3 separate regions of the Homo sapiens genome follow, and regions 1 and 3 are each linked to region 2. The links are chromatin contacts, found by Hi-C or POLR2A ChIA-PET in ENCODE. All regions are on one chromosome and are shown on one strand. The core of a region is the stretch at or near the end of the contact, and the rest is flanking DNA. Distances in the headings are between cores, read along the strand shown. Region 1 holds the start of PPAT (phosphoribosyl pyrophosphate amidotransferase). Region 2 holds the start of FRYL (FRY like transcription coactivator). Region 3 holds the start of CHIC2 (cysteine rich hydrophobic domain 2).

Evidence for each region. A loop is a pair of places that touch in the nucleus more often than their neighbours do. ChIA-PET counts read pairs that join two places held with the same protein, here RNA polymerase II (POLR2A). Pooled maps may share reads with other maps.
Region 1: a loop to region 2 is called in a map of naive thymus-derived CD4-positive, alpha-beta T cell, with 31 times the contacts of the local background. The contact joins the promoter of PPAT here to the promoter of FRYL in region 2. A Hi-C loop is called at or near these places in 1 of 168 maps with a recorded cell type or tissue (naive thymus-derived CD4-positive, alpha-beta T cell) and 6 of 50 pooled maps. POLR2A ChIA-PET finds 5 or more read pairs at or near these places in 1 of 52 experiments (T-cell).
Region 3: a loop to region 2 is called in a map of B cell, with 17 times the contacts of the local background. The contact joins the promoter of CHIC2 here to the promoter of FRYL in region 2. A Hi-C loop is called at or near these places in 2 of 168 maps with a recorded cell type or tissue (B cell and CD4-positive, alpha-beta T cell) and 6 of 50 pooled maps.

The regions. Positions count from the first base shown.
Region 1 is chr4:56,433,637-56,438,405 of GRCh38, reverse strand. It overlaps PPAT (phosphoribosyl pyrophosphate amidotransferase), which reads left to right and starts at 2,791. Exons shown (of 11, transcript NM_002703.5): 1 at 2,791-3,056. The coding sequence starts at 2,929. It overlaps PAICS (phosphoribosylaminoimidazole carboxylase and phosphoribosylaminoimidazolesuccinocarboxamide synthase), which reads right to left and starts at 2,146. Exons shown (of 9, transcript NM_001079524.2): 1 at 2,078-2,146. The coding sequence starts at 2,093. RefSeq lists enhancers at 1,176-2,059, 2,907-3,086 and silencers at 2,187-2,476, 2,617-2,816.
Region 2 is chr4:48,778,515-48,783,027 of GRCh38, reverse strand. FRYL (FRY like transcription coactivator) reads left to right here and starts at 2,749. Exons shown (of 64, transcript NM_015030.2): 1 at 2,749-2,950. RefSeq lists silencers at 2,704-2,813, 2,904-3,783.
Region 3 is chr4:54,062,570-54,067,380 of GRCh38, reverse strand. CHIC2 (cysteine rich hydrophobic domain 2) reads left to right here and starts at 2,776. Exons shown (of 6, transcript NM_012110.4): 1 at 2,776-3,199. The coding sequence starts at 3,081. RefSeq lists enhancers at 1-871, 2,868-3,368 and silencers at 2,469-2,708, 2,939-3,068.

The sequences.
Region 1 (4,769 bases), core at 1,542-4,041, 7.7 Mb before region 2:
TTTATATATATATATATATATATATATATATATAAACACATTGCACCAGTTTTTTTTATTATTTTACTTTTTAAAATGTGGCTTATAGAAGACAAATTTACATTATATTTCCATTAGCCAGCAATGTTCTGGGAAAAATAATATAAATAAAATGTATATAATGAAAAACAAACTTTGGTGAATTAACCTGACTGGAACATAGCTAAGGATTCACAGGAGAGAAAAATCAAAGTTAGGGCTGAAGAGGTAGAAGGGATAGCAGTATTCAGGATTTGAATGAAAAGGGATTTCAGACTGGACAGACTGGATTTAACATCTCTAGAGATGCCATTTTTGCCTTTGTTGCCACTTTTGCCTTTTAGAGACCATAAAAGTGACATTTAAGAAAAATCAACCTGCCAACGGTACACAAATGGAAAGAAGTGGAAGAGCAAAGATTTTAGAGATTTGCCATTTTAGAGGTACAGGTACCATGATTGCAAGAAAAATTCTGGTCCTTGCCTTGATTCTAGGGAGTTGATACTCAATATCATCTGAATCTTTTTTGCTGAGTCTACAGCTTTTTTTTTTTTTTTTTTTTTTTTTTGAGACAGAGTCTCTCTCTGTCGCCAGGCTGGAGTGCAGTGGCGCGATCCCGGCTCACTGCAGCCTCTGACTCCCCGGTTCAAGTGATTCTCCTGCCTCAGGTTCCCGAGTAGCTAGGATTACAGGCATACGCCACCACGTCCAGCAAATTTTTGCATTTTTAGTAGAGCCGGGGTTTCACCATGTTGGTCAGGATGATCTCGATCTCCTGACCTCGTGATCCGCCCGCCTGGGACTCCCAAAGTGCTGGGGATTACAGGCGTGAGCCACAGCGCCCGGCCTGAGTCTACAGCTTTTTAAAATCTGAATTCAGTTACTTTCTATGTGGAAAAGAATGTACCCAGCAGCCACAAAAGCAATTTGCCTCACTATACATATAGCAACTGGGTGTGTGGAAAAAACCAGCATTTGTTTTTTTCCAGCATAAATAGCAAGAACAATCTTTCCTGATAGTGCAACTTTTTTGCCTAAAGGTTTTGGAGTTCTTCAAAGCCATCGTGGCATCAAAGACTACTGGAACGAACACACACACACACACACACACACACACACACACACACACACCATCATGGCATCAAAGACTACCTAAAAACAGCCCCCCTCCCCAGCCATCATGGAATCAGACTACTTCAACACGCGCGCGCACACACATACACACCCATGACATCAAAGACTACTTAAACACGCACACGCACGTACACACACCCCAAGCTATCGTGGCATCAAAGACTACTTCACGCGCGCGTGCACACACACACACACACCATGGCATCAAAGACTACTTACACACACGCCCCCTAGACAGGTTTTTCTTTTTCTTTTTTGAGACGGAGTCTCGCTTTGTCGCCCAGGCTGGAGTGCAATGGCGCGATCTCGGCTCACTGCAACCTCCGCCTCCGGGTTCAAGCGATTCTCCTACCTCAGCCTCCTGAGTAGCTGGGGATTACAGGCGCGCGCCACCACGTCCAGCTAATTTTTTGTATTTTTAGTAAGAGACGGGGTTTCGCCATGTTGGCCAGGCTGGTCTCGTACTACTGACCTCAGGTGATCCGCCCGCCTTGGCCTCCCAAAGTGCTGGGATTACAGGCGTGAGCCACCAGGCCCGGCCTCTAGACAGGTCTTTCAAAAGTTTCAATTATTAACCTTCTTAGAAAGGTCATTAACCTAACGGGCAAAGCAAGACTCAGGTTTTGACGAATCAAGACTGATTTGCTTGTATTTTGCAATAGCTATTGATTATAAATAATACTTCCAGGCACCTTTCCACCCCTTGGCCATTTCTCGTTCTCCTCTACTTTGCTCCTTCTCCCCATCCCCGAGGCAGTAAAGTTCGGGGAGGCCCGGGAGCGCCTGGGCCACGTGTGCGCCCGCGCGGCTGCCTAGAGGCGCTGCTGCAGGGAGGCGGGACAGAGTTTCGCGGCTCGCACGTGGCCGCGAGCTCACGGCCTGGGGGTCAGGGAGACCGTGAAGGGCCCGGATCCCTGTTACTCACCCTCAGCTGTCGCCATTATCCTAAGTGGGCTGAGGGCTGCGACCGCGCCGGGAAGCGAGGCAGAACTCTAGAAAAGAGGGGTGGTCAGAGAGCTTCGCTGGGCGGGGAAGGAGGCGGGGCCGCGCGACCCTGCGCCACTCTTTTCGAGCTCCGCTACAGCCGCCTAACCCGGAGGGGTATGGGCGGAGACTGAAACGCGGATATCGGACGAAACAACGCCCCACTGGCTTCCCGCCGCGCAGGCGCAGAGACGCGACCCCGCCTCCGGGCCGCCCCGCGCTGGCGCAGTGCCCGGACAGGCGAAAAGTGGCGCGCACTGGCGGCCCCTCCCCACTCTGCGGAAGCTCGCATACCCCGGCCCCTTCTCGGCTGCGGGAGCGACTCAGAAGTTGGAGCGTACCAAGTCTTGACGGCCTGGGGGAAGCATGCAGGGAAGGGCATATGAAGGCTAAATGCTCTGAAAGAGAAATGAGGTTAAGTCCGTTACTCCCATTACGCTACTGTTGGGTGCTGGAAAATAACGGAGATTTCCACGTGCAGCAAATACAGCTTTCCAGGCAGCTCTTAGGGGAAGGCTAGCTCCACCCTACAGCATCCGTGACCCCGCCCCTCAGCCGCGGGACCGCCCCTCCGCCCTCGCTCGTTGGTGGACTCGGAGGGGGAGGAGCAGGGCTGAGCTGGCCACGCCACCTAGGGACAGCGCGCGCCGCCGCAGTAGCTGGGGCCACCCTCGGGAAGGAAGAGCCTGTCGCGAGCGCGAGCTTCTGAGCTCGACGGGCCGAGCTGGCAGCTGGTTGGTGCTTACACCTTGGCCGCAGCGGCAGGTCCTTCCACGTGCTTTCGGCGGCGACATGGAGCTGGAGGAGTTGGGGATCCGAGAGGAATGTGGCGTGTTCGGGTGCATCGCCTCAGGAGAGTGGCCCACGCAGCTGGATGTACCGCATGTGATCACTCTGGGACTCGTGGGGCTGCAGCACCGGTGAGCAACAGGGTGGGGGTGGCGGGGGCGTGCGTCTCCATCTCTCGGAGCCGCTTCCCGCAGTCGGCGTTCTCATGAGCGCCCGAGGGCCCGGGAGGACCGACCTCTCCGACCTAAGCCAGTACCTGCCTGTGGCGTCGACCGGGTTGCCTAGGCGTGCACGAGGGGCACCTCGCTTCCATGAACTTTAGCCTGTCCTGCCCACCCTCCCAGCCACTTATGCCTTTTAGGGGCTCTCTCCCTCCCCGCCCCCCGGTGTGTGCACCCATCCAGAGGCTGGCCAGCTTGTAAACCGCCGGTTTGCTTGGTCTAGCTGGGTCAGGGCTCCTCCCCGACTGCAGGCGGGTTCTAGTCTCCCGGAGCCTGTGGCTGCTCCTGTAATAGGCTAGTGTGGCGTGGCGGCCAGTCCAGGTCCTTCAACACCTAAAGGTTTTCGCGCGGGGCCTCCAACCACCACAAGCTTTTGTTTGCAAGGGCAGAGCTATTGAGCAGATTATGGGTTTGAAAGTAGTTATCGCTATGGGAACTTGAGGATGCTAGACTTCAGACCCAGGGAAAGATGACTAGTTGATGTTGAGAATGACTACTGGTAGTAGATCTCACATAAATTAAATGGAAATAAGCCAACCATAGGGAACAGTGCATCTGGAAAAGATTCATTGGTAGACGTCTTGCCTAATGAATGAAAACGTTGGTAATAACATGACAAAAATTAACTCCCTTCTTCAAAAGGGGGACAGGGGAGTAGTGTCTCTATGCCAAGATCCATACACTTGATTTTGAAAAATTGGGAGATCCTTTCGAGTTAAAAAAAATTACTTTGCTTCGGTGATCTTTCCTTTTCTTACTACCTGACTTAACTGGAAGTTGATATAAATTATTACACTAGGATAAGAAAAACAAACCTGGGTTTGATATTCTTACTGAAAGTATTACAGTTTCCATAAGGCAATACAGTGGTAACAACTTACACTACAGTTAAGGAACTTGGCAATAACACGTAACAGCAAAATGGGTGCAACACGTATAAACGCATTCCAAAAGATTAGCTTTTCCTCCACCAAACTTAAATTAGAAGTATTTTTTGCTGTTTTCATTGTCCCAGGTACTTCAATTTCAGTTTCACATTTTGTGTGTTCCTTGTTTACTAAAGAGCTGAGAATGTGGGAAGCATCAAAAAGAATATTTTTAACTTGCGTAGCTCCAATCTTGGATAATTGTGGGTTGACCATAATAGATTTCTTGTTTTTTTTAAAAAAAGTTTATTGAGAAAATTAGTTACGTAATCCAAGGAGAAAGTAAACTCTTGATTATGTGGTAGTTGTGAGCAACATTAGTTTGTAACATTCTTAGAAACTATGGCCAGGCGCGGTGGCTCACGCCTGTAATCCCAGCACTTTGGGAGGCCGAGGCGGGCGGATCACGAGGTTAAGAGATCGAGACCATCCTGGCCAACATGGTGAAACCCCATCTCTGCTAAAAATACAATTAGCTGGGTGTGGTGATGCGCTCCTGTAGTCCTAGCTACTCCGGAGGCTGAGGCAGGAGAATCGCTTGAACCCGGGAGGCTTAGGTTCCAGAGAGCAGAGATCACGCCACTGCACTCCAGCCTGGGCGACAGAGCGAGACTCCGTCTCAAAAAAAAAAAAACAGTTGTTATTTTGGATACTCTGTCATGGGGGTGAGGGAGAATCTAGAGGTCTTTAGGGTTGC
Region 2 (4,513 bases), core at 1,500-3,999:
TGTGAGCCATGGTGCCTGGAGGTATTTCACCATTTAAAAGACTTTAACAAACATCTATATACAATAATTTAAAAAGCTTTATTTACATTAGCACATTGGAGAAGGGTGTGTGTGTGTGTGTGTGTGTGTGTGTGTGTGTGTGTGACAGAGTGAGACTCTGTCGCCCAGGCTGGAGTACAGTGGTGCAATCTTGGCTCACTGCAACCTTCGCCTTTCGGGTTCAAGTGATTCTCCTGCCTCAGCCTCCCCAGTAGCTGGGATCACAGGCCTGTGACCATTCCCACCAGCTAATTTTTGTATTTTTTGCAGAGATGGGGTTTCGCCATGTTGCCCAGGCTGGTCTTGAACTCCTGGCCTCAAGTCATCCACCTGCCTTGGCCTCCCAAAGTGCTGGGATTACAGGCGTGAGCCACTGCACCCAGCCGAGAAATATTCTTTTTTTAAAGAGTGGGGATTGGGCTTAGAATGAGAAACTAAGGTAGAGAGATAAAGTCTCTCTGAATGAGAAAGTACAACTTGTAAAATTCTCCAGGGTTAGAACTGGGGCTGTGTTCATCAACACTGAACATTCTTAAGAATAACCTCTACGTTGTAAGCTCCAGGTTTGTAGATTTTTAAAATTCTTCTTTGCTGTGAAATGCCAGTAGGAGTATTAGTACCAGGAAGTTGCATGTGTGGGCTAAAAAGTGATAAATGATCCTATTGTGGGCAAATATGAAATATTTAGAGAAAAGAATAACACAAATTATACTTGAAAGGTGATAATCTCAGCATAGTTGGTTCAATGCAAGTAAGAGAATCTAGAGGTTACTGTAGACTGCCTTCTCTAGTTTATATGCCCAGTCTGCTAGTGCAGCAAAAGAGGGCAGTAACAAGCTGGATATCATAGGGCAGGTGTTTTAGAAAGAACCTGAAAACATCACTTAGACCTTGAACAAAAGCTGCAGGTGTGTACATGCCTGAAACACTGGATATCTTTATCTCCAGAAGATCATACTAGATATCAGTACATAGTATCTTCTTCTTCTTATATTCTAATGTAGAATATTAGAACCCAGAAGCAGTCTCAGAGTTTGAGAGTGGTAAGTGAGTAAACCAGAAGTATTAGTTTAGCTTGGCTGCAGTTTTATTATACAGTAAAATCAGAATAGGCTAAGCATAGGGATTTAGTTATAGGGACTTAATAGGGAGGATGTGTGTATCTGTGAAGGCCATATAAATGCAACCCAGATAGTTCATCGTCTCTTGCCCCCACTAGTGATACCTAAACCACCTTCCTGCAACGTTCCCTTTTGTTTCCTGCTCTTTCATATTTTCGGGAATCCTCATGAAATTTTTCACCTGTATTTGGGGAAAAGTCCTATGAACTACCAACTACTGATGTTTACTTACCCTTCTCTGTCATCATCAAGCCCCTTTTCTAGGGTACTGCTGAGCACTGACACTTCCTTGGCACCATTAGATTATACTGGGGTATCACTGCAAATGTACTAAAGCCCCCGGGGTACACAGTCTTCAAGGTTCATCGGCAAAGAGGGAGAGAACACATAACCATTTTCCCCTAACATTCTTAGATGGGTACCGAAGCTGTACCTGTACTCAATTTTAGTGGAAATAAACCTTTTAGTTCTTACAGCTCCAGTGGGAAACTGGGGAAACTCTAAAGCAGACCCCGCACTAGGCTTCCCCATAATTTCTTCTCTTTTCAATGCGTGAGGTTCTGCTCCATGGTCAAGCTTCTGGTATCAGATTCCCTCTTTCCCTTAGACAGACTCGTTTTCTCCTGAGAGGCATCTCAGTTGTTCAAGTGACCTGGGGTGTTTTTCCTACAGTTCTAGCAAGGGGGAACGAAGTCCTACACTTTGAGGATGGCATAAGGGTACCATCTACTTAATTTTTTCAAAAAAGTAACAGGTCTCGTGGAAACGCGGGAACGTCACAGAGGACGTGACTTAAACGGAACTTGTAATGGAAATGATTTTCTAAATGAACAATTGCGAGACAAGCAAGGAAACCTCCAGGTTTGCAGATAACTTGATTAAAGCTCTTCCGGGTGGCAAAATGCCAGTGCAATCAATGGTATGAGTAGGGCGGACAGTGGATGAAACTTGTTGAGTAAATCTCAGGAGGAATTAGCACTGGACTTTCAGGTATTCTAACTCAATTCTAACCATTCCATTCTCTGGATCATTGGATAAGGTTCCGCAGGATCCGGGCGCCAGCTCTGGATACATTACTGATCGGGAGAAAATTTTGAATTTTTCTCTTGTCCCTTTCCAGCTTTCCTCAATATAGGATATGAGTTTGTCCTCGACCCCTAACAACATTTAAAGGTAAAGTCGCTCCTAGAAGGCAAAGCGGAGAGGACTTTGCGGCTGTGTTTCTCAAGCCCGTAAAGAGAGAGTAATAATGGTAGGGAGCGTGCAGACTAGCTCTTTCCTTGCCCAATCAAGTGTACAGGAAGATGTCCTTTCACCAATAAAAATAAAGTTCGCTTTCCGGAGGCGGGAGGGTGAGCCTTGACTGCCAGGGCTCCAAAGCAACGTTAGAGGCGAGGGCAGAGAATGATTAGAGGGAAGACCAACCCGGGAAAAGGGGCGGGGAGAAGGTAGGAGCAACTTTGAGCGGCGGCTGGCCAGGCCAGTGGAGGGCGAGGACTGCTGTTCCTGTTGTAGTGTTTCTCGCCAATCAGGAAGGCCAGGGGGCGGGCGGGGTAGGGAAGGGGTGGGAAGACCTCGCAGCACAGCCGGGCGCCCGTCGGGCTCTGGGAGAGAGCGAGAGAGAAATCCGGTTAAAATCAGAGTCGGAGGGAGGTTTAACCACAGATCGGTTCCGATCGGATTATTCCTTAAAGGGGACGCGCCATTGTCAAGAGAACGGAGCCAGGGGCCCGAGGGCGGGGACCGGCGGCGCTGGAGGAGCGAGGCAGCTGTACTAGGACTGGGAACGGGTAGGTGTTGACTGGGGAAAGGCGCTTCATTTTACTTTCTCTTCCAGCCCCGGGGCAGGCGCCGGGATGCCCGCCGCCGGCAGCCCAGCCTGGGCGGGAGACGAGGTCGTCGGCCCTCGCCAGCTGTCCTTCCTGGTGGGCGCCGAGGGAAGGCGGTCCAGGATGGCTGGCAAGCGGCGCGGCGCGGCCCGGGCCGGCGCTCGTAACGGACACCAAACCGCGGCGCAACCCCAGCCTCAACCGAAAGCCCGCCCGAGCTCCGGCGGTTCCGCCGGCAGCGCCGCGCGCCCGTCTCTCCCGCACGTCCCCTTCCCCTCCAGTGCCTGGCTCTTCTCGCGCGCGCCCGGGTACCCCTCGCGCGCCGCCTTCTCGCGCGTCCTGCTCTGGTCGCGCGCCGCCTCGCCACCGACTCGCGGGAGCCGCCCCGCGGGAAGGAAGGCGGTGGCAGAGGTGGAGGAAGACCGGCGACCACGGCTCCGCCGCCTCGGCTGGGAAGGGAGGGCTGAGGAGCAAACTTAGCGCGGCGGCTGGCGGGCCCCGGCGGGCAGGGCTGGCGGGGACCGGCGGAGCGCGCCAGCCCAGCCGGGCATTGTCCGCCTTTTCCCTTGCTCTGGTCTCTCCGCCCACTGCTCGCGGTCCTGGGGAGGGGTGCGGGCGCTGTGCCCGCGCAGCCCCGGGCCGTTGGCGTACCCCGGGACCCGGAGTCTTCCGGAGCCGGAGCCAGCCCTGCGGACACCGCGGCCACCGCCCGCGAGCTGACTCGGCCTGTAGATTGCCTGCTGCTCTCAGCCTCGGCACCGGGCAGGGTGCCTGGGCGCTGAGCTCTTCTTTGCAACTTTTATTTGCCGTTTGATGGAAGTTGTTGCTTCCGGGCGGCAGGTTCTTTGGGCACAGCCTGGTTTCCTGCGTTCTGGAGAGGCTGGTTTCTAGGGCGAAATGATTTATTGCTGCCGGTCTTTCCTGCCATCCTAGTTTAGTTCCTCGCCACCTAAAATCGCATTTTTGTGGATTTGCAATGATATGGGAGCATTAATCTTTCCTAGGCCAAGATTTGAAAAGAAAAAAAAGGGGGTGGGGGTTAGGGTGTGTGCTGGTGAGGAGCAAGAGTTCTTAGTAGAGCTGAGTTTGCCCTTACCTTTGAACTGCGGAAAATATTACTTCGATTCACTGGCTGGGGTTCTTTTGGAAGGGTAGGGGAAAAAAGACACAGCAAGACAGGTTGCCAGGGTCTGTCGGATTGGGGGGGAAAAAGGGTTTTGATGGAAGTAAAGTTGGTTTTATAAAATGCTGTGCTGCCTAGGAGATATCGTCTGTAAAGTTGATTCTGCTACTGAATTTACAGCCATTATAATTAGTACCAACAGCTTTTACTATTGATAAAAACTAGTATAAGACGTCTTTTCATCTTGAGCATTATCACTCTGCTTAATCTGTCAATACTTGCCGAGGAAATCAGAGATAGCACATTCCTTGTTAGAGGCCTTAGTGAAGAATGTTTTCATAAGCATTCATTTTTGACAGTTTCTTCTTGTGCAATACTTTATGTAGAGTACTTGCATGTGC
Region 3 (4,811 bases), core at 1,527-4,026, 5.3 Mb before region 2:
GGTCCCACACCCTTTTGCTGGCTCTGACAGGTTTTTCAGAACAGGAAAAAGAAGAAAACACACACACACACACACACACACACAGACACACACACACAGAAAGGAAAAAAGAAAAAGAAAAGGCAATTCCCTGCCTCTACCGTATACCCAGGCCGTGGGAGTTACAAAGATCTCTCTGTTGAATAGATCTTAGAATAAGAACATTTCTCCCACATCCAGCCAGTGTGAAGATAAGAGTGAGGTTCTCACAGTCCTCTGAAGCCTAATTAAGTCACAGTGTTCTGGAAAGAGCACTAGTAACACTGTATCTCAATTCAGATAACATTTATTAAGCTCCTTTTCTGAAGCAGGAACTGTGGAAGGTGCTGGAGTTCTAAGGAGCTCTGTGTGGCTTCCTCCGTCTTTGGGAAGTTGTCAGCTATGTGATGATTTAGATACTTTGGGGCACTAGCCCCTTATCTTGGCCACTGTTTCTACATAAGGGTGAATTCTCAGCCACAGCCAGGTGTGGGCTGTGCCAGGACATACTGACCTTATTTCCTCTTATTCTCTTTCTTATCTTCCCATTTGCAGCTGTTCCTTTAACTGAGTGCAGCCACTAGTCTCCTGGTTCCTGCCAAGGAGGAAATTCAGAGGCTGAGGAGGGAGGATCGCTTGAGCTGAGGAGTTCAAGGCTGCAGTGAGCTATGATGGTGCCACTGCACACCAGCCTAGGTGAGAGAGTGAGACTCTGTCTTAAAAAAAAAAAAAAAAAAGACATTCAGGAAAGCTTGGACCACCAGTATACTCAATTAGACCATTAAATCTTAAATCGTCACATGGCCTTGAGAAAGCCACATAGCATCTCTGAAATATAGCATATCATAGCATCTCTGAAACATAGCATATCTGAAAATAAATACACCCTCTTTGCTTACCTCACAGGTTCTTGGGGGAATATTAAATGATATATTATGTACGTGCTTTATAAGCAGTAAAATATTACATAATGCTGTGGTAACCCTCACAGGGTTGATAAGCTAGGGAGCCTTAAGCATCACCTATTACCCCGTATTTATTGTGTACTGGGCCTTCTTCTAGGCACTTCACCGATCTTAAGCCCTTGAATCTGCTGAGCATCCCAATGGGGCAGGTACTGAACAGGGAAGTTAAGTGGCTTGTCTAGGGTCACACAGTAAGTGGCAGAGCTGACATTCAAGGCCAGGTAGTCAGGTTCCAGAACACACATTGTTAAACACCAGACCAAGCTGCCTCCTGTGTGCCCCACTGACACTTCCTGTGTCCTCCTCCATGAGCCCCTGGCAGAGATGACAATTGCTTGCCTTAACAATAGATAAGCTACCAGAAGTCAGGGCCTGTGCCTCATTCACACACGTCCACAGTGCCTGCCACATAGCTAGAGTTCAGTAGATATTTGTTGAATGAACAAATACCCTCCAGGGAGGGATACAATAAGTCTGATACAACTACTGTATTTTTCCTTCATTTTTTCTTGGCTAACCACACTCATTTCCTTCAGTTGTTTCCAAAAGGAGGTTGGCATCTCTCACTGTCCTCATTGACCTCCTTTGCACTTTCTCCACGTCAACAGTGACCCATCTAAAGCCGACTACTGTGACATGAACACTGCACTTGAAGAGCCTGACCAGCGCTGGGCTCAGTAGAACTATCCTTTCTTCTCCCATGGTGTATCCTCACTGTCCAGGACTCTCTTCTCAGAAGCCCACTCCTTCCCCTGTGCTGTTTATATGCTTAATGAAACCAAGTACCCAAAGTGACCGTTCAACTGTTACTAGGCAGCTAAGTAGACTCCATTAAACCTTTTCCTTCCTTCCTCCCCTTCTTTCTTTCTCTCCCATTCTTCTTTCATTCTTCTCGTCCTTCCTTCTATCCTTTCTTCCTTCCTGCCTCCTTTTCTTCCTCTCCTCTGCCCTTTCTTTCAGGTCTTTTTTGTGGTAGGAACTGGTAAGAAAAGGAAAGGAATTCCCTAAGATTTTAAGGAAACAACAACAAAAACCAGGTTATGTTTGGTGAGAGAGTTGGGGCAAGAAACTGCATCTTCTAATATGGAATCCAGGTAATTTATCAGTTTTTTTTCATAGCATGACTACGGTGAGATTTCTTGTAAGAAAAAAAAAAAAATACCAGCATCGCTGGCCTCATATATTGGATTATACTTAAGGGGATCAAGGGATAAGATGTTTGAATTTGGAGATGTCTTGAAAAATCCTGTGGTGAGCACAAATGTTTGCAGTGTCTCTGCTGGACTCCTCAAATTGGGAAAAAAGAGACTCTGGTTCTCATCATAGACTCAAAACCTGAGGAAAAGCGAGATGCGATTATTAGATAAACTGGCAATGACACGCACAAAAATGTGTCTATTCCAGCCAGGGCTTTTCTTTTCAGTTGTTTGTTTTGGTTAGAGATGACTTTGGGGAACTGCATGTCCCACTGGACATTCCAAGCTGCGTTGTCGGAGTCGCGGGTCGCGGCCTCCAGTCAGCGGAGCCGCCGCCCCCAGGGTCCGCCACCCAGAAGTCGGCGGAGGGGGGCCCGCCGGCGGGAGCGCGCGCCCCGGTCGCCGTCTGCGGGTAGAAGCAGAGGAAAGACGGTGGCCTGGGAGCGCGCGAGGCCGCACGTGCGCGCGCCCGCCCGCCCGCCAGCCAGTCCGCTCGCCCACGCGCCCACGCACGCGCCCGCCCGCCCGTTGGCCCGGGAAGTCTCGCGATGCCGTAGCCGGCTGCTCCCGCTGCGGGTGGCTCGGGCTGTTGCTGTGGTTTCCTGAGTTGCTGCTGCTGCGGCGGCGGCAGCGGCGTCTGTGCTTGTGGAGGTGTCGGCCTCTGGGCGGATGTTGACATTGTGTTGTTGTTATTGCTGATGGTAATGGCGGCGGCGGTGGCGGCGACGGTCCAGACCCCATCCCCTCTGTAGCCGGAGCCGAGACAGCCGACAGCGAACTCCGCGGCCTCGGAGCCGGCGGCAGCGGCGACTCCCCTCAGCCTCCGCCGCCTCGCCCGCCGGTACCCCGGCGCCAACCCCGGGAGTCAGGCCCTTTGGGCAGGGGAGCTCGGAGGCTCAGGATGGCGGATTTCGACGAAATCTATGAGGAAGAGGAGGACGAGGAGCGGGCCCTGGAGGAGCAGCTGCTCAAGTACTCGCCGGACCCGGTGGTCGTCCGCGGCTCCGGTCACGTCACCGTGTAAGGCCCGGAGGAGGGCGAGGGCGGGAGGTGCGGGCTGGGGTGGGCCCCGTTACTCCACGGGAGCCCCGTTTCCCCTGTGTCCGTCTGGTGTCGGGGGCCTTCCGAAAGAGTAGGCAACCAGGAAGTGAGAACTTGGCTTATTTTCATTTGTTTGGGTCTCCGAAGTGGGGACGGACGCTGTCCTTCCTCCTCCACACACCCCTTTAGCAGGCCCTACAGGCCCGGGCGATGTGACGATCCCAGTAGGCACGGGTTTTCATTAGGGTCTGCCCTGCGGGCCACCCTTCCTCTTCAGGGTGGAAGTACGTGTATTGACAGGGAGCCTCCTTGTTTTCTCGCCCAGTTACCCTGTGGTTGTCTGTGCCTTTGCACCCAGTGACATGGCTCAGAGGCCAGATCTGGGCCGTGTGAGACCCCAGTGACAATTGGCAGCGAAGCTCCGTTTCGTGTCTATTTCACACATACCCACAGGTCTCCCAGTTTTTCCACTAATTTCCGCAGAACTAATGCAAGTTCTTGTAATTGTACGTGATAAAAATATATAGTTGAACACAAATTTAAGATATACAGAAAGAAATATGTTTACAACAACAACAACAACAACTACGTGAGGGACATACACTCTGCTCAGGTTACTGAGGGAAAATTGTAGTCCTGAAGCTCCTCCTTGGGGCACGAACTTGGGGCTTGTTAATTTGGAAAGTCCCACTAGTAACATTAAAAGTCTGATATTAATAAGGAATGAAAGCTTTCGGAAAGACCATGACAAAGGAATGTGAAGCCTTGAACCAAATAATGAGCTGTCCGGAAGCAGGAAGTTTTGTAATGTTTCACTATGAAGTCCACAGTTTTGTACCACTTGATGTATTACATTGATACTCTCTCATTTTAGATCTCTTGTTCAAATAATAGATCAGACTTCCATACTTGTCAGGTATCTCTGTACTTCTTCACCTTTTCAGTGAAACAAAAGAGCCAGCAAGTCTGAGAATGTCTGGAATAGTCTTCATTATATTTTGGTGAAGAGTGAGTGGGATGTGCTGTGAATAACTTAGGGAAACAGTAAGACTTCTCATATAAGTTTGTCAGCAAAATAATTGCATTTCTCGTATGACCAGCCATATTGTTGTTTGAGTATGCTTATGTAATGCTTTAATTTCTTTAGTACCTGTTAGTTTATGTTCAGGTGACTTAACAGGGTAAAAACACTGCATAATTGCCATCACAGCACCATGACAAGACAGTGGAATTTAATTCACCACAATAATACTTTCTAAGTGTTGTCACCAGCTTAAGAAGTATAACCAAATATCATGGATATTAAACTTTTAACATATATCACAGAATTCATAACCTGCCATTTGATTTTATTTTGACTTTTAGGACCTTTTTGCACTGTTTTAAGCCTAAGGAGTATGTGGATGCTTAAAGAAGTGATTTCCAAACTTTGTCATGCCATCTATCCCTCCTTCTACATTCCTCATGTCAAAGAAAAGCTAGAGAATTTTGTCATTTAAAAAGGCGACGCTGTAGTTGTAATGTTTCCTCTGTTAAGGAGAAGAAAAGCTAAGCACTTTGTTGGGCAAGTGGAAAATGCAATAGTGGGCAA